Regions from separate parts of the Homo sapiens genome. Here region 1 is linked to region 2. A link is an interaction called in ENCODE POLR2A ChIA-PET data of the cell type or tissue named here. Cell type or tissue: Caco-2. All regions are shown on one strand. Each heading gives the region's core, and the rest is flanking DNA. Links, peaks and the distances in the headings are about the cores only.

Region 1 (9,062 bases), core at 1,063-9,062, 730 kb before region 2:
AAATTAGCCAGGTGTGGTGGCACTTGCCTGTAATCCCAGCTACTCGGGAGGTTGAGGCAGGAGAATCTCTGGAACCCGGGAGGCAGAGGCTGCAGTGAGCAAAGATTGCACCACTGCACTCCAGCTGGAGACAGAGCAAGACTCCGTCTCAAAAAAAAAAGAGATACACTCCAGGTAGATGGGACTGCATGAGCAGCGGCTTGGGTTAGAAATTACGGCAGCATGGATGAGAGACACCGTTCTCATGTATTTTGTTTCAGGAGGACAATAATAATACTTGTTTATTGTGATGACAATTAAATAAGATAATGCAGGTAAGGTGCTTAGCAGAGGCTTGTACATAACCAACTCAGTAATGGTGCTTGTTTTTACCGCCATTTTTGTTGTTGTTTTTACAAATAAAGAAAACAAAGGCTCTGATAGGTGATATGTAGGCCAGGCACACAGCTATTGGTTGTTGAGCAGGATTTGAACCCACAGCTTTTATTTATTTATTTACTTATTTATTTACATTTTTAAATTTAATTTAATTAATTTTTTTTTTGAGATAGGGTCTCACTCATTGCCCAGGCTGCAGTGCAGTGATGTGATCTCAGCTCACTGCAACCTCTGCCTCCCGGGTTCAAGTGATTCTCCTGCCTTAGCCTCCTGAGTAGCTGGGACCACAGGCACATGACATCATGACCAGCTAATTTTTATATTCTTAGTAAAGACAGGGTTTCGCCATATCGGCCAGGCTGGTCTTGAACTCCTGACCTCAAGTGATCCGCCTGCCTTGGCCTCCTAAAGTGCTGGGATTACAGGCGTGAGCCCACTGCGCACAGCCTATTTATTTACTTTTAGAGACAGAGTCTCACTATGTTGTCTAGGGTGGAATGCAGTGGCTATTCACAGTCACAATCCCACCACTGATCAGCACAGTTTTGACCTGCTCCATTTTCATCTTGGGCCTGTTCACCCCTCCTTAGACACCCCTGCTTACAGGAGGTCACCATATTGAAGCTGAACTTAGCACAGACACTCGATCAATATAGTACACTACAGCCTAGAACTCTTGGGCTCAAGAATCCCTAGGCTTATCCTCCTGCCTCAGCCTTCCGAGGAGCGCGAACCACAGGGACACACCACTGTTCCCAGCACCATATCTTCTTGACAGAGACCAGGCTCTGAACCACTGTGTTCAAGTTACCCCACTGTGGGGCCTCTGTTCCTGCCCTAGGGGCCTCCCTGACTCAGCAACTGTGGGTGGCCTTGCTTCTGTGCCTGGACAGCAGAGGAGGTGAGAAGCCTTCCAGTGCCTTGAAAACTAAATACGGCCAGGCCAGGCCTCTGAGGCCCGACCCTCAGGCTTGGCCTGCTCCTGCCTGCTCATATGGGCTGTGGGGCGCTACTCCCTACTCAACTTCCTGGCTCTGCTCCAGGGGGCTCTGGCAGAACCTCCATCCAGATCCTCCTTCTCAGGATCTTGTTGGGAAAAATACTAAAAGAGAACATAAAATGAATGCCTCTTATCCATGCTGCAATAATTCCTAATTCTAAGACTTTGCTCAAGTAATTTGGTCCATGGAGTACCTCTCTAATCAGTGCTTAATGTGTCTTTGGTGGCCAGTGTGAGCTATCAGGAAGAGTTACTTTATAACTGTGAGACCTGCAGTAAGTCACTCATCTCATCCATCCACCCATCCATCCATCCATCCATCTACCCACCCATTGGGCACCTACCTGTGCCAAACACATTACATACAGACTCTTCTTCCAGACCGGAAACTCCATGAGAATTGCAGACCAGGTGTCAAAAGATAATTATTCAGGGCAGGCATGGTGGCTCACGCCTGTAATCCCAGCTCTTTGGGAGGCCGAGGTGGGCGGATCACTTGAGGTCAGGAGTTTGAGACCAGCCTGGCCAACATGGTGAAACCCTGCCTCTACTAGTAATGCAAAAATTAGCCAGGCATGGTGGCATGCATCTGTAATCCCAGCCACTTGGGAGGCTGAGACAGAGGAATCACTTGAATCCAGGAGGTAGAGGTTGCAGTGAGCCAAGATCGTGCCATTGCACTCCAGTCTAGGCAACAGAGTAAGACTCTGTCTCAAAAAAAAAAAAAGAAAAAAGAAAGATAATTATTCAACCAATATCCATGTGTCTCAATGTGTCTCCTCCAATTTATATATTGAAACGTAATCTGCAATGTGGTAGTATTAAGAGGTGGGACTTTTGGGGGCGATCACTTCATGAAGCTCCATCCTTATAAATGGGATTAGTGCCCTTATAAAAGAAGCCTGAGGGAGTTTGTTCACCCCTTCTACCATGTAAAGACATAGAAGACGTCATCTATGAGGAACAGGCCCTCATTGACACCCAATCTACTGACACCTTGTTCTTGGATTTCTCAGCCTCTAGAACTATGAGCAACATATTTCTGTTGTTTATATATTACTGAGTCTGAGGTATTTTGTTATAACAACAGGAGCAGACTAAGACAATGAACCAATGGGCCAAGGCTTGTCCTTACTACAGTCCTGGTAAGGCTGTTATCATTATCACCCCCATTTCACAGTTGAGAAGCCCGACACTCAGAGAGGGGAAGTACAAAGAACATACAGCCAGAGATGAGTGGAGCTGAGACTTGGCCAAGTTCTTAACCCTCCTAACAAAGGGAGGAACCATGCTGAGGGGCAGGCCCTGGAGGAGGACACGGACCATTTCTCCTTCAGCTCTTGGCTTCCTTGGTGGGAAGTGGATTAATTCTTTCTCTTGTCTCCCTCCTAACCAAGCCTTTGAGGGTGCCCAGCTCAGAGTCTACAAAGTCCTTTTCAAGGTTTCCAGAGCCCTCCTCTCAGCCCTGTAGGGGATTCAGGGCGGGGGGACCTTCCCCATGGTTCAGATGGGAGAATTGAGGCCTCTGTACTGCCCACAGTCACATGCCATATTAGGGGCCTGGAATCTCATGCTTCAAGAAACTGAGCATGGAACTGGCTGCTAGATATTTCCTGTAGGTGTGGTATGAAGCGCTTAGAGTCTGACAGGTCCTAGCTCTGCCACTTACAAGTTATGCAGTCTTAGAGGAATCACTTCACCCCTCTGAACCGCAGACTTCTCCCCTGAATAGTGAGGACAGTGCTAGTACCTATTTGAGAGATGTTGGGAGGATGAAATGAAAGAATGCTTGTGAAGCACTTAGCGTAGTACCTGGAACATAGTGAGTGCTCCAACAATGAGGTTATGATGGTACGAAGTACCTAAAACAGAACATCAGACTGGTAGGAGTATCCATGCTGAGGGTAATATTAGCTAATGTTTCTCTTTTTTTGAGACAGAATCTCGCTCTGTCACCCAGGCTGGAGTGCAATGGCCTGATCTCGGCTCACTTCAACCTCCACTTCCCAGGTTCAAGCAATTCTCCTGCCTCAGCCTCCCATGTAGCTGGGATTACAGGCACAAGCCACTATGCCCAGCTAATTTTTGTATTTTTAGTAGAGACAGGGTTTCACTGTGTTGGCCAGGCTGGTCTCCAACTCCTGGCCTCAAGTGATCCGCCCTCCTTGGCCTCCCAAATTGTTAGGATTACAGGCGTGAGCCACCATGCCTGGCCAGCTAATGTCTTTTTTATTGCTACTATGTACCAGACACAGTCATCTGGACAATATCCCTCTAACTTAGTGCCATTTTACAGATGTGATAACTAAGGCTTGAAATTGACTTGCCCTAGCTCCTTGCCCAGCAAGAGGAAGAGTCTGGGCCTGAACCTGAGTCTAAGTCCATGATCTCAGGAGCTCTGATCCACTGTCTTGGATTCTCCAACTCCATTATGTTGAAGCCAAGAGAGGAAAAGGGAGTTTCTCAGGGCACCATGGAAGGTGGGGGTAGGGCAGACCACACTGGGGAGGAATTTTTTCTTCCTGGCAGCTCTTCATGGGTCTGGATAATTCTCCAGCTTTAGGATTAAGGCAGAGCCTGACTAGCACATTCATAGTCCTCTGGAAGGATCCAGGGATCTGGCTTTTAGTCTCAGGCCAGCTAGCAGATTCCATTTCCACTCCCCCGACCCGAGCTTTAATGACACCTTCAGCCCCTACTCTACTCTGTGACTGCCCGTTCCCCACCCCCAGCTTTAATGCATGGGGGCCCCCTTTTTTAATCGGCTGAACCTTTAGCCAAAGAAAACTCTTTGGTGCCCGCAAAACCAGCCAGCTGCCCTGGAATGTTGGAGGGGGGTCATCAAGCTGTTTGTGAGCTGCTGGCAGAGAAAGGTGAACAGCTACCTTTTTGGGGGGAAAGTCAGAACATCATCTGTGGGAAAAGATCTAGGGCAGACCAGCTCAGAGGCTTGGGCCTCAGTTTCCCATATTCACCACCATGGCATGTATGGGGGATGAATAACTTCAGCTAAAGATTCAAGAACTATTGTTTGGGTGCTTGCTACATGCCAGGTACTGCACTGGCTGCTGCAGACACATCGGGGACAGAGTTAAGCCCTGTCCTTGGGGGCTGACATTCTAGCAGAAGGCAGTCGCTCAGTAAGTTTCCCAACAGGCTAGAGGCAGGTGCCTCAGGCCCATAAGACCTGATCAACACACTTGTGGCTGGATAGGTTTCAGAATTCATTTTTGTTTTTTTCAGCCAGGGTCTCGGTCTGTTATTCAGGCTGGAGTGCAGTGGCACAGTCATGGCTCACTGCAACCTCAAACTCCTGGGCTCAAGTGATCCTCCCGCCTCGGCCTCCCAAAGTGCTGGGATTACAGGCATGAGCCACTGCTCCCAGCCTCAGAATTCAGGATTTTTTTAGATTTTAAAAGGTAATCCAGTGGGGTCTGGATCCATCCATCTCCAATGAAACATACGAATATTTCTGTAGCTAGAAGTGTGAGTATTGACTCTAAGTGAAATGAACAGATTGCACACCCTCAGTCAATCCAGGTCAGATATTGCTCCTGAATGAGTTTTCACTAAGTGTGCAGAAAAGCCTCTGGCTGTCTGAATTTTCTGAACTTGGAGCTGTAGGTATGAGATTGAGGGCCTGATTCCTCTTCCCATTGTACAGATAAGAAAACTGAGACTCGGGACCAGAGAGTCACCTACCCAAGGCTCCTGAGCGAGCAAAACCTGCAGGTGGGTGGGAATGCAGGTCTACTGTGGCTCCAGATTGACGGCTTGCCACTAACAGGGACTGTGCCTCAGAGAGAAGCAGGGACGGGTGGAGAAGGCTCCTTGACCAAACCTTAGCGGCCCAGCAGCCAGTTCTGCCAGGAAGGAGTTAAACACTAGCTGGGCCCCTGCCAGGCCTCTGCACCACGGCTCCTCACAGGGCCTGCCTGTCTGGGGCCTGTTTACCAGGCTGTGCTTGCATCACCGGCTCTGGCTCCGACGTGCAGTGCAAACACATTCACATTCTTGGGTCATGAGAAACGCACAATTGTGGTGACATCATGCCCAGCGAGGAGGCTTTCGACAGCCTCTTTCCCGCCCCAAGTCAAAGCTGTTTAATTAGCTCCCTTTAACTGGAACTCTCTCTTCTCGTAAAAACCAACTGGAGATACTGACCAAGTGCGGGTGATGGGGATTGGAGTGTTGTGTGTTTCTGTGTGTGTGTGTTTTAAGGGATAAAAATAGCCCATCTGGGACTCCTTTTGGGGTATTTGTGAGTGTTAATGCACGAGTGTTTATATTAAATCTATGTCACACTGGACATTTTCATCCAAATTTGGGGCTTGGAGATGGAACAAGGGAAACCACCCACATCTTTTGGTTCCCTCTAGTTTTTCCTTTTGGGAGGGAGACACATGGTCCAAGTAAAAGGGCCCTGGGAGACAATTTAGATCAATCCCTCATTATACAGCCAAGGAAAAGGAGGCCCAGAGAGGGGAGGGCCTTGCCTGAGGTCACGCAGTGAGGCTCCCAGTTCCCATACCCCTGGGATGTATCTTGTGGCACGCCCCTCAGCCCCCATTTCAGCTTTATGAGCTGTTTTTCAGGGTGTTGGAAAGAGAAGTGCTCCTGGCTAGAGCTTCCTGGCTATGTTTTGAGATGAAGAGTGAACATACCAGCTTGGGCAACATAGGGAGACCCCGTCTCTACAAAAATTTTGTAAACATTAGCTGGGCATGGTAGTGCGTGCCCATGGTCCCGGCTACTCAGGAGGCTGAGGTAGGAAGATCACCTGAGTTTGCGAGGTTGACGCTGCAGTGAGCTGTGATTGGTTATTGCACTCCAGCCTGGGAGACAGAGTGAGATCCCATCTCCAAAAAAAAAAAAAAAAAAAAATGTGGGGCGGTGGGGCCAAGCACAGTGGCTCACACGAGTAATCCCAGCTCTTTGGGAGGCTGAGGCAGGCGGATCACTTGAGGTCAGGAGTTTGAGACCAGCCTGGCAGCCTGGCCAACATGGTGAAACCCCATCTCTATTAAAAATACAAAAATTAGCTGGATGTGGTGGCGGGCCCCTGTAATCCCAGCTACTCAGGAGGCTGAGGCAGGGGAATTGCTTGAACTCTGGAGGTAGAGGTTGCCGTGAGCCGAGATGGCGCCACTGCACTCCAGCCTGGGTGACAGAGCAAGACAGTCTCAAAAGAAAAAAACTGTGGATACCTTTTTTTGTGGTGGTGGTGGTGGTGGCTTCCACATGTGGTGTTGGGGTGGCAGCAGTGAATAATAAAACAAGAGACCTCAGCCTCCCCAATCTCCTGTCTTTCTTTTTTTGAGACAGGGTATTGCTCTGTTGCTCAGGCTGGAGTGCAGTGCTGTGATCACAGCCCACTGCAGCCTTGACCTCCCAGGCTCAGGTGATGCTCCCACCTCAGCCTCCAGAGTAGCTGGGACTATAGGCATGTGCCATCACACTCAGCTAGTTTTTGTGGTTTTAGTTCAGACAGGGTTTTGCCACATTGCCCAGGCTGGTCTCGAACTCCTGGACTCAAGTGATCTGCCCATCTCGGCCTCCCAAAGTGTTGGGATTACAGGCCTGAGCAACTGTGCCTGGCCACCTCCTCTTTTTCTGTCCCAACGACTTGCCTCTCCCCCGCAGATCACCCCAGGTCTTCTTTTGTTTCTCTTTCCAAAGAAGTCCCAGTCCTTGCTGACTTCCTGCGATGGCCACTGAAGCTTGTTTCTCACTTAGGGATACTAAATTGAGCCAATATAAATGTAGGACACCCAGTTGAATTTGAGTTCAGATAAACAACGTTTTAGTTTATGTCCCACGGAATATCAGGATATACATTTATCGAGCAACCCTATTTTCTTCCTCCTGCATCATCCTGGCTGTGGCAGATACTCTTGACTGCCTCCCCATTAACCTTCCTTCTACTTCCTTGATAACTGAGCCCTGATTTCTGTCTGTGGTGGCAGTGTGTCCCAGTTGGCGAACTGTGATTGGTCTAGGCTAGTCATGACAATCCTGTTCTCTGTTGTTTTCCCTGACTCCCTTGTAGTGAGAAATGATCTGATGGTTATTATTATTATTATTTTTTTTAGAGACAGGGTCTCACTCTGTTGCCCAGGCTGGAGTGCAGTGACGTGATCATAGCTCATGGCAGCCTTGAACTTGTGGCTGAGATCCTCCCATCTCAGCCTCCCCAGTAGCTGAGACAACAGGTGCATGTCACCACACCTGGCTAATTTTTTAAAAAATTTGTAGAGATGGGATCTCACTATGTTGCCCAGGCTGGTCTCAAATTCCTAGCCTCAAGTAATCCCCCTGCCTTGGCCTCTCAAAGTGCTAGGATTACAGGCATGAGCCACTGGGCCCAGCAGATCTGATGGTTTTAAGATATGCCTGCAAGTTCCTTGACATCTCTCCTTTCAGAAGGTGGAGACTCATCCCTTCCCCTTGAAAGTAGGCTGGACTTAGTGATTCATTTCAAAGAGTGATTTCTGAGGGCAGCTCATAAAAACCATTGTTGCTTCTGCCTTGCTCTCTTAAATTACTCATTCTAGCGGAAGCCTGCTGCCATGTTGTGAGGACACCCAGTAGCCCTATGGAGAGGCCTGCATGGGGAGAACCTAAGTCCTCCCATCAACAGCTAGCCCCAGCTTGCCAGGCATGTGAGTGAGCAACCTTAAAAGTGGCTCCAGACCCAGTCAAGCCTTTGAATGACTGCAGTGTGGGCCAACATTCTGACAACAGCATAAACCAGAGATATGCCTGTATTAATCATATTTTTCATTTTCTTTCTTCTTTTTCTTTCTTTTTTCTTTCTCTTTTTTTCTTTCTTCCTCTCCTTCTCTTTCTTTCTTCTTTCTTTCCTCTTTCTTTCTCTTTCTTTCCCTCCCTCCCTTCCTTCCTTCCTTCCCTTTCTTTCTTCCTCTCTTTCTTTCTTTCTCTTTCTTTCTTTTTCTTTTTCTTTTGTTTTTTTTTTGAGATGGAGTCTCACTCTGTTGCCTAGGCTGGAGTGCAGTGACACAATCTTGGCTCACTGCAACCTCTGCCTCCCGGGTTCAGGCGATTCTCCTGCCTCAGCCTCCCAAGTAGCTGGGATTACCGGCACGCTCAACCATGCCCAGCTAATTTTTGTATTTTTAGTAGAGATGGGGTTTCACCATGTTGGTCAGGCTGGTCTCGAACTCCTGACCTTGTGATCTGCCTGCCTCAGCCTCCCAAAGTGTTGGGATTACAGGCGTGAGCCACCGTGCACAGCTTCTTTTTTTTTTTTTTTTTTTTTTTTTTTTTAAAGAGACAGGGTCTTGGTCTGTTGCCCAGCCTGGAGTGCAGTAGCATGATCATGGTTCACTGCAGCCTGGAACTCTGGGGCTCAAGTGATCCTCCTGTCAGCCTCCTGCGTAGCTGGGACTATAGGCATGCACCTCCATGCCTGGCTAATTTTTTTTTTTTTTTTTTTTTTGAGACAGAGTCTCGCTCTGTTACCCAGTTTGCAGTGCAGTAGCACAGTCTCGGCTCACTGCAACCTCCACCTCCCGGGTTTAGGTGATTCTTGTGCCTCAGCCTCCCAAGTAGCTGGAATTACAGACATACACCATTAGGCCTGGCTAATTTTTGTATTTTTAGTAGAAATGGGGTTTCGCCATGTTGGCCAGGCTGGTTTCGAACTCCCAACCTCAGGTGATCT
Region 2 (10,306 bases), core at 1-8,000:
CTGCCTCAGCCTCCCGAGTAGCTGGGACTACAGGCTCCTGCCACCACGCCCGGCTAATTTTTTGTATTTTTAGTAGAGACGGGGTTTCACCGTGTTAGCCAGGATGGTCTCGATCTCCTGACCTCATGATCCGCCCTCCTCGGCCTCCCAAAGTGCTGGGATTATAGGCATGAGCCGCGCCCGGCCCCAAATTTGTAAACTTCCTTAAAACATTATGAGATTTTTTTTTGCAATGTTTTTTAACTCATCAGCTATATCGTTAGTGTATTTTATGTATGGCCTAAGACAATTCTTCTTCCGGTGTGGCCCAGGGAAGCCGAAAGGTTGGACACCCCTGCACTAATGTCTGGCTCATTATAGGTGTATTAAATAAAGAACTCTGGAGTTTGGCCAGGCATGGAGGCTCACGCCTGTAATCCCAACAATTTGGGAGGCCAAGGCGGGAAGATCACTTGAGCCCAGGAGTTCAAGACCATCCTAGGCCACATAGTAAGACCTAATCTCTACAAAAAAATACAAAAGTTAGCAATTTCACACAAGGACACCCAGTTGTTGAGGGGCACAGCCACGAAGTGAAGTCTCCCAAGCCACGTGCCATAGGTTAAATTGGGCAAACTCCCCCGCTGCAGCCACAGGCTGTGATGGGGAACACTCAAGACAATAATGAATTTGCAATTCCTTTTGCAAGCTTCAAATGCCACCACTCCTGGCCATTATTTATTTATTTATTTATTTATTTATTTTGAGATGGAGTCTTGTCTGTCACCCAGGCTGGAGTGGTGTGATCTCTGCTCACTGCAACCTCTGCCTCCCAGGTTCCAGCGATTCTCCTGCCTCAGCCTCCTGAGTAGCTGTGATTACAGGCGCCTGCCACCACGCCCAGCTAATTTTTGAATTTTTAATAGAGACGGGGTTTCACCACGTTGGCCAGGCTGGTCTCGAACTCCTGATCTCAAGTGATCCACCCACCTCAGCCTCTCAAAGTGCTGGGATTACAGGCATGAGCCACCGCGCCCAGCTCCTGGCCATTATTTACTGGGCTTCTCCATGTGCCAGGTGTTTAGCGCATACTGTCACACTAAAGTCTCAGCACAATTCTTCCAAGGAAGAATTTTTTCAGAATTTCCAATTTATAGATGAGGAAATGGGCTCAGAGAGAAGTAATTTGCTCAAGGTCACAGAGCATAAATTCAAATCCTGGTGGTTTGATTAAAGAAAATTAGAAGCTGAAGCATCACTGGAGTAACATCTATACAGTCTCCTAAAGATGAACACTCAGGGTCTCTAATCTACCCCCTCCCCAAATATCCCTGGGGTGAACGTCTCTATATTTGTGCCCTCACAGAGCTGAGTAAGAACATGTTTGGGATATAACCCTAGGGATAGAATCATGAAGTCAAAGGGTCGTGGATACTTTTCTTTGCTGTACTTGAGGCTTCACATCTGCCCCAGGTATGTCTGGCTCCTCCCCCTCCCTTTCCTGGGATAGGCCCATACCACCATGAAAGACCCATACCGCCCCTCCTGGGAGCTGGGACCAGGAGCCCACCACTGTCTGGAGTCACTGAAGAGAAGGAACATCCTCCTAGACTGAGGGTTTAAGACCAAAATAGCCTGTGCCCACTCCCATGTCTGTTCTTGCCTTGTTTATGGAAAGCCAGAAGCTCATGGAATGTGAGGATTGTACAATGACGCCATCAAGAATGTCCAGGCCACATGGCATCAAGGTGAAATCACTCAAGGCTCAAGACCCCCTCTTGGGGCTTGCCTTGGGGCCCTGAATAGTCTGTCCCAGGCCCTGCAGCCAGGTCTGAGTCTTCCAGTCCCTTCCCCTCTCTAGGCCTGTCTCTCCCACAGGTCTGCAGGGAGTGTCAGATGACAATATACTGTGACTTGTAAACCATAAAGTACTAGACATAAGCGAGGAGCTATCATTATATTATAGATCCAAGAGTTGACAATCTCTAGGGTCAGAAATCAGCTGCTTGGGGCTAAGCCCATATAGATAAAATCGGCCCATCCCTCCAAATATAGGCAGTTGGTAAGAGCTAAGTTCGAATCCTGGCTATATTCACAGCTAATTCTGGGACCTTAGGCAACTGACTTTACCTCAGTCTCCTTAACTGTAAAATGGGACTAATAATGGTGTATACCTCATTGCTAAGAGATTACAAGACATGTTGCAACCAATTTGGAAAACAGTTTGCCAGTTCCTCGAAAGGTTAAACAGTTGCCATATGACCCAGCAATTCCACTCTTCCTTATCTATCCAAGAGAAATGTAAACATAAGGCCCCCACACAAAAGCTTGTACCTGAATGGTCAGAGCAGCATTATTCATAATGGCTAAAAACTAGAAACACGCGAATGACCATCACTGATGAATGGAAAAACAAAATCTGGTATAGTCCCAGCTCCCAGGAGGGGCAGTATAGGTCTTTCATGGCGGTGTGGGCCTATCCCAGGAAAGGGAGGGGTGGAGTCAGACATACCTGGGGCAGATGTGAATCCAGAAGCACTGATACATGCTACAATGTGGATGAAACTTGAAAATGTTCAAGAGAAAGAATCCAGACATAAAAGGCCATATATTGTATAATTCCATTTATATGAAATATCCAGAAAAGGGACATCTATAGAAACAGGAAGCAGATTAGTGGTTGCCAGGGACTGGGGGAGCCAGGATGCGGAGTGACTGCTAATTGGTAGGAGTTTCTTTTTGGGGTGATGAAAATGTTCTAAAATTAGAATGTTGTGATGGCTGCACAACTCTGTAAATATGCTAAAAATCATTGTACACTTTAAACGTGAATTTATGGTATGTTTATGTTCCATAAAACTGCTGGGGAAAAGACTACAGGAGAAAGTAGGTAGAGCTTCGGGCGTGCGTGGCTCAGTAAACGCTGGTGATTATTAATAATTAGGTCTCACGAGGTAATTTAAAGCCCCAGAAGCAGTGAGTGCAATGGGACTGCCAGACTTCTGGCTCAGGCTGGGCCTTTAAGCCGCTCTGCGTCCCTGAACTCACTTGGGCCTCCTCAGAGTTCCTCATAAATGAATGGGGCAAACAATCCCTACCACGTCCTTGGGGTCTCGCAGGGAGCGGGGCTCAGGAGGCAGATGAGGAATCCATGGAGGAAGCCCTGGGCCTCCGGCTCGCGCTCTGCAGTAGGTGACAGGCCCCGCTTGGAGCCAACCCGGAAAGGCCCGAGCTCGTCCAGGTGAGTTCTTGTGATTGGCAGCCCGGAGGAGGGCGGGGAGGGCTGCGGTGACGGCTGCCCCGCCCCCTCACTTCGGGCTTGTTGGCGCCCGCCGGGGGAGGGTGGGCGGGGCCCGGGGTCCGCGGCGCCCATTGGGCGTGGGGGGAGAGCTCCGGGGTGGGCCTGGAGCCCCGCCCCCCGGCCTTGCGGCGGCCAATAGGCGCCGCGCGTGGGCGGGGCGTCGGCGGCAGCAGGGCGGCTGAGGTGGCCGCTGGAGCTCAGGCGGCGGGCGCGGCTGGGATGGCGAAGAGCAACGGAGAGAATGGGCCGCGCGCGCCCGCGGCCGGGGAAAGCCTGTCGGGAACCCGGGAGAGCCTGGCCCAGGGCCCCGACGCCGCAACCACCGACGAACTCAGCTCTCTCGGGTCTGACTCGGAGGCCAACGGCTTCGCCGAGCGCCGCATCGACAAGTTCGGCTTCATCGTGGGCTCGCAGGGCGCCGAGGGCGCGTGAGTAGCGCCGGGGGTCGGGACTGAGCGCGCCACCCACGCGAGGGGCCTCGACACGGACGGAGGCGCCCTCGGGACTTGCCGACACGTCCCCCTCCCAGGCAGGGACCACTAATCCCCGTTCCCTCCCCTGCCCCACCCCCACCACCCCTGCCTTCCTAGACCCGCCCCCTTCGCAGTCCTACTTCCGACCCAGGGGGCGGACGGGCCCACACCTCCACCCGCCACCTCCACCCTCCGGACAGACTGACCCGCTCCCAGGAAGGACCGACTGTGCCCTCCTTCCAGCCGTGGAACAGAATGACAGACTGCCCCAAACCCACCCCTGCCGCCAAGACCTTAGGGATGATTGTTTCTGCCACCCCGACAGGCTCCCAGATGGCTGGCGCCCCCCTCCATAGACACTCATTCTCCATCTTTCCCCCTCCCACAAACCCACAGACGCCCTTGTCTCCCCGCCTCACTGCCCCCACACCAGGAGACCTCAGACCGACTTCAGGACTGACTGCCCCGCCCCCACCCCTTCCCAGGACAGACTGACCCTTTCCTCGAGGCATACAGACCTCTGGATGGACAGACATTGGTCACCTCCCTCCCCTCAGCTCCATCCTGGGACAGACAGTCCCTTCTCCTCATGGAAGGGTCGGAGAAGGGCCCCCTATCCGCTCATACACAGCTTCCTCCACTGGCACTGGCAACAGGTGGGCAGGTACTCCCCCTTCCCAGCACGTACAGGGCGACAGGGAGCCCCACCACTAGGACAGACCATCAGCTCCAGCAGCCACAGGAGCCAGTAGATGGGCTCTGTGTATGTCCTGTGTATGTATGCGCCTCCTCCCAAGGGCAGATCTTGGGCGTGGGACGGGGGCAGGCAGGGAGACAGCAGGGTCCCTGCTCATATTAGCACCCCCCGATGTCCTATCCCGAGAGCACCCAGACACCCAGCTAGCAGACAGAGAAATGTGGGGCAGTGGAACAGCACCTTGCCTCCAAGCTGGGCCCCATGTTGCCCCACAGAATCCCCCGAGCCCAGGCCTCAGAGATCATGTGTACAGGCTGGCGGTCCCCTTAGGAAAGATGGACTCCATACCCCACTCCCATCCCAGCTGTCCTGTCACGTGAGACCAGTGTTGTGCACAGAACTGACAAGACTCCCTCCTGATGTGTGCTTTCCATCCCAATCACCAGTAGGAGCTCCTGGGGCCCTGCCATGACCCTACTCCAGAGAATATCCTTTCTCCCTTTCTCTGACCAATTGAGATTGTCCAAGGTCACCCCAGACTCTCTCATGACTTATGGAAGCGCTTTAACTGTCTAAGAACCCCTGTCACTTCCGGGATTTTCCCCAGCCCTAAAGCCTCTTATTCACCAGGCCTCCTTCTTCCTTGGAGAAATCCAGGCCCCTCCCCTAAGGGGAGTTCCCTCTCACCCACTGGATCTGTCTCCTCCAGTATCTCCCTACTGGCTCACAGCAGGCTAGGTTTAGTCCAGGACTCAGAGAGAGCACCCCTCATTCTGAACCCTCACCCTGACTGATGCTTTGTCACAGTTCCCCAGGGATTCACTTGTGAGAACTTAGTGGGGACCTGGAGTGTTTTGAATTGAGGAGCAGTCACCTGGGATTAGGACCCAGGGAGGTGTGTGGTCTTGAGATCTAGGAAAGGAGTTCCCAGTTGCATTTATGGGACCTTGGAAGGAAGAGCTCAGATTTGTGGGAGAATGCTAGGGCATGAGAGTTCCTACTACATGCTTATCAGGCAATCAACCAGATCTTGGGGTGCAGAGCAATGTGATATATTAGGAAAAGGCCAAACTTAGGAATTACACTTGCTAGCTTTGTGACCTTGGGCAAGATCCTGAATCTCTGAGCCTGTTTACTCACTGTAAAGGGCGACAGTAACACCCACTTCCCAACATTACTCTGGGGGTTAAATGAGTATATGATACGTGAAGGTGCCTGGCACAGCGCTTGTCACAAGTAGCGGCCCAGAAAATGTTAGTTTTCTTTCTTTCCTTCTAAGGGTCTGAGAAATGAAGAGAAAAATGAGGGCATATCTCTGGTATTTGTGGGCAGAGTGAGGCCCCAGTGGAAGCACCTCCCTTTGGCTGTAGTCCCCAACCAGGCAGCCAGACATCTGTCTTTCTTACCCCACAACCACAAACCCGGGATGTGGCTCTGCAGACACCCTCTACATGGCTGCTGTCTGTAGGGCTGGGGCTGAGGTGGGATCCCAGCTCCAGTCCTCTCTCCTTCCCTCACTTTCTGGAGCCTGTCAGTCAACCTAAAATCTCTGGTATCTGAAAGCTTCGATGTTCCCTACTTAATTTATATTGTGGTTTCAAAAAAGCCAAGAGTAAGTCCCTGCCCAAGGCCATAGAGGGGAAGTTATGGAAAGCTTCAGGGTGACCGCCCTGAACCCAGTCTCGTGGTTGAAGGCTAGGAGTCCATGTTCTATGCTAGAGAAGTGAAACGTTAGCCCTCATGGGTACTGTGGAGATGGTGGGGACTCTGACTCCAGATTAAAGGTCCATTTCAGCTACCCTGGGCCAAAGGTTGTCTTAAGACATTTTGGATGTGGAAGTTGCCAGGCCTGGGGGTAAGAAAGCAGGTCACAGGCTACCTTACTGAGGTGACTATTAGCTACATGGCATGAGTAGATTAAAAAAACCATAGACTGCACTGTAAGGGATCTTTTTTTTTTGAGACGGAGTCTCGCTCTGTCACCCAGGCTGGAGTGCAGTGGCGCAGTCTCAACTCACTGCAACATCTGCCTCCCGGGTTCAAGTGATTCTCCTGTCTCAGCCTCCTGAGTAGCTGGGAGGCAGAGATTGCACCCATCACCACACCTGGCTAATTTTTCATATTTTTAGTAGAGATGGAGTTTCACCATGTTGGCCAGGCTGGTCTTGAACTCCTGACCTCAGGCGATCCACCTGCCTCAGCCTCCCGAAGTGCTGGGTTTACAGGCATGAGCCACCATGCCTGGCCTGTAAGGGATCTTAATAGATTGACCAGCTCAGCCCTTACTTACATAGATGAGGAAACTGAGGCCCAGAGAGAAGAGTAACTTTCTTAAGATCACAGCATATTAGTGGCAGAACTAGGACTTGGACTTAGGGTTTCTGACTCCCAGGTCAGTACAGTTTCCACTGCCTTCACCATCCATAAATATGGCCTTTCGTCCCTGCAGGATATCAGGTGTCAGACAGGTAGAACAGAAGTGTCTTAGCAGTCACCTGCCTGCTCTTACCTTCCCTGACTTAGCTCAGCACTTTCGACTCTCTCAGCAGTATATGAGGCTAATAGAAGTGGCCCAGAAGGATAAGAATATGTTGTCATTACCAGTTCATTAGACTGATTAGCTTCAGGACTGGGAAGAGGCTCATTCACCTTTTTCTCCTCAGGCCTGCGGTGGAGTAATTAATACTTATTTGCGGGGAGACATTTCAAGTCAGGAAGCTGAAAGTGGCAGGGCATGGTGGCTCACGCCTATAATCCCAGCACTTTGGGAGGCTGAGGCAGGTGGATTCCTTGAGTTCAGGAATTCGAGACCAGCCTGGGCAACATGGTGAAACTCCATCTCTACAAGAAAATACAAAAAATTAGCTGGGCATTGTGGTGGGCACCTGTAATCCCAGCTACTTGGGAGGCTGAGAGGTGGGAGGATCTCTTGAGCCCAGGAGGTGGAGGTTGCAGTAAGCCAAGATGGTGCCACTGTGCTCCACCCAGCTCTTTCTTGAGACAGAACATGACCCTGTCTCAAAAAAAAAAAAAAAAGACTAGGTGCTGTGCCTCACGCCTGTAATTCCAGCACTTTGGGAGGCTGAGGCAGGCGATCGCTTGAGCCCAGGAGTTCAAGACCAGCCTGGCCAACATGGTGAAACCCCATCTCTACAAAAAATACAAAAATTAGTTGGGTGTGGTGTCATGCACCTATAGTCCTAGCCACTTGGGAGGCTGAGGTAGGAAGACTGCTTGAGCCCAGGGAGGTGGAGGTTACCGTGAGCTGAAATCACGCCACTACACTCCAGCCTGGGAGACCTTGCCTAAAAAAAAAAAAAAAAAAAAAAAAAAAAAAGCTGAAAGTGACCTTAGAGATGGCCATCAGCATACAGATGGATAAACTGGAGGCCTGTGAGAAACCTGGAATTCCTGATTCCCAGTCCTAGGCCTTTCCATTTCTTCACCTTGTCTGTCTTTTGAGCCTACTCCGCAGGGAACCTTTAGTGAGACTGAGATGGTCCCTGTCTGTTTTTGAGTAGTAGCCACAGACAAGAAAGCAGCTTGCCAGTAAATGATCCTGTGGGTGGCATAGGCATAGATCAGAGTGCCGACAGCATTAGTTCTTCTGGCTTGGCTGGAGACCGAGTGGGGCATTGAAGCCCAGGAAGGGCCGGGTGCAGTGGTTCACCGCCGTAATCCCAGCACTTTAGGAGGCCGAGGTGGGCAGATCATTTGAGGTCAGGAGTTTGAGACCAGCCTGGCCAACATGGTGAAACCCCGTCTCTACTAAAAATACAAAAATTAGCCAGGCGGTAGTGGCTCACGCCCATAATCCCAGCTGCTCAGGAGGCTGAGACAGGAGAATCGCTTGAGCTTGGGAGGCGGAGGTTGTAATGAGTTGAGGTCATGCCACTGTACTCCAGTCTGGGTGAGACAGACCGTGTCTCAAAGAAAAAAAAAAAAAAAAAGGCCCAGGACCAGTTGAGGAAAAAGATGTTTTCAGCAGGGAAGGGTGGGAGGAGTGATGATACCCCTCCTGTCACTTTGGAGCAGGAAGAACAGACTTGTTTGGTGTCCCTTCTGTAGCATAGAGGAAGTGGTTGGGAAGGGAAAGAAGGATACAAGTTTTATACCAGGTCTCCTGGCCCGAGGGAGGTGACCTGAGAGAGGTGGTCCCTGACCTTCTTCTCCTTTTCCTATGTGATTGTCAGGTCTGGCCTCCTGAGGCTGAGAGCTTCCCATCCAGCCTCAGTCCGCCCAGTCTGCAGGCCAAATGAGGTGAGGAGCTATGCTCTTTGGGATCCCATGGGTGTTGGCTTCCTGTTATGGGAGCAAGGGATCTGAGCTGGGCCCAGGGAGAAACATCTGGAATAGCAGTATTGCCTTCTTTAGTTCTCATTCCCTGGGCCTTTCATTACTAGCCAACTTTGGAAATCATAGAACTGGCTTAATTGGCATCCCTATAGTTTATTGTGTGCCAGTTTTTATTGGAGTGGGGTCAGGGCCCTCCTGGCAGGCCAGATTCTGACTCCTTGCCTTATTCTCTAGTTAGTAAACTCAGAGCATCTACTTTTCTTGAGCTGTTACAGATCCCAGGAGAGCATGGAGCTGGCATTGGGGTGGTCCCTGGGTGGCCCATCTGGAAGGAGGCATTTGTACATATGGGGCCCTGGGCTGTGACTCTAGACTGCAGGCCCTCCCATTTTCTCTCATTTTTCCCTTCTTAGCCTCGAAGGAATATCCGGTTTGGTGGCCCTGTGAGTGTTAGGTCCTCAGACAAGACCTGACTTGGTAAAGGAGGGAGCCGGCACACCAGCTGCTACCCTGGGAAGGTGCCTGAGTGTCCGCCTGCTGGGAAACTCTAAGCTGTGGGAAAGAGATAAGATGGTAGCACCTACTTGATGTTTTGTCCTACCAGCATCTGGGCCTGAAACAGGACCTCCCAAGGGGCAGTGAGGCCTGGCTGTGGCCCAGCCACCCAATCTGTTTATATCGAGGTGGGCAAGAGAAGGTACTGTGTGCTCCCTCCTCACACAAGCGCCAGAATCTGGCTGGCTGTGTGATCTTGGACATGTTGCTTCACTTCTCTGAGCCTCAGTTTCTCACCTGCAGAATGGTTATGATAACACTGACTTTGCAGGATCATTCTGAGGTTTAAATGAACTAATAATACAGGGTAGGTGCTCAGTGAATGTTCTTCTCCCTCTTAAAGACTGGAGCAGCTCGTGGTTCTATCTTTTCATTTTCTACTTCCCATCTTTGGCTATAATGATGAGTGTCAGTGAGGCCCAGCCCCTGTCGGCAGGAATGAACCCTAACCCATGGTGAATCCTTACTTCCCCTGAGAGGGGTGATTATCCCCATTCTGTGGATGAGCGTACTGAAGACCGAGGAAAAAGTGCCCAAGGTTTGCCAGCTGGTAAATGGCAGAACTGGGACTAGAACCTGTTTCTTGACACTGCATCCAGTAGTGACTACACCTTGCTAAGGTGGCAGCAGGCAGGGTGCCAGGTGCTTACTGTCCCTAAGTCCCTAAGGTCCCTGAGGTCCCCACACCCAGGGCAGGAGTTAGCAGGAATCTGGCTACCTCCCCCTTCCAGTATGGAGGGCAGAGCAGGTCTCAGTACAGGGAAAGGTCATGGCCATCAAGCAGGAGAAAGGCACAGGGAGGAAAATCCTTGGAGAGGTCCTGGAAGCATGGCCAGATCAGGCCTGATTTAGTCCTCCCATAGGCCAGAGTCCGGATTGCATTGGTCTTGACCCCAACATGCTGCATAATGGCCATTTGACTTTGATATCTAGTCTGTGCCTTTTGGAAGAAGTGTTACTTTGTAGATGAGGCAGGGATTATGTTGCTTGTACCGGTGAGGAATC

The links. Peaks named below come from ENCODE experiments on the same cell type or tissue, not always from the same donor. Only the 100,000 strongest peaks of a DNase experiment are listed, where the experiment ranks them.
Region 1: POLR2A ChIA-PET joins it to region 2 with 11 read pairs; 1 of 35 experiments calls an interaction of 5 or more read pairs at or near these places.

Annotation. Positions count from the first base shown.
Region 1 is chr22:31,052,065-31,061,126 of GRCh38, reverse strand. It overlaps the pseudogene RN7SL633P. Among named protein-coding and RNA genes, the nearest start is that of SMTN, 25 kb to the left of the region's middle. In Caco-2, for the core only: no CTCF peak of the experiment used is centred there; a DNase peak (open chromatin) is centred at 5,346.
Region 2 is chr22:30,320,075-30,330,380 of GRCh38, reverse strand. It overlaps TBC1D10A (TBC1 domain family member 10A), which reads left to right and starts at 3,440. Exons shown (of 9, transcript NM_031937.3): 1 at 3,440-3,708. The coding sequence starts at 3,500. RefSeq lists silencers at 3,188-3,517, 3,818-3,867 and an enhancer at 4,084-5,033. In Caco-2, for the core only: no CTCF peak of the experiment used is centred there; DNase peaks (open chromatin) are centred at 2,440, 3,240 and 3,955; H3K4me3 peaks cover 1,794 bases.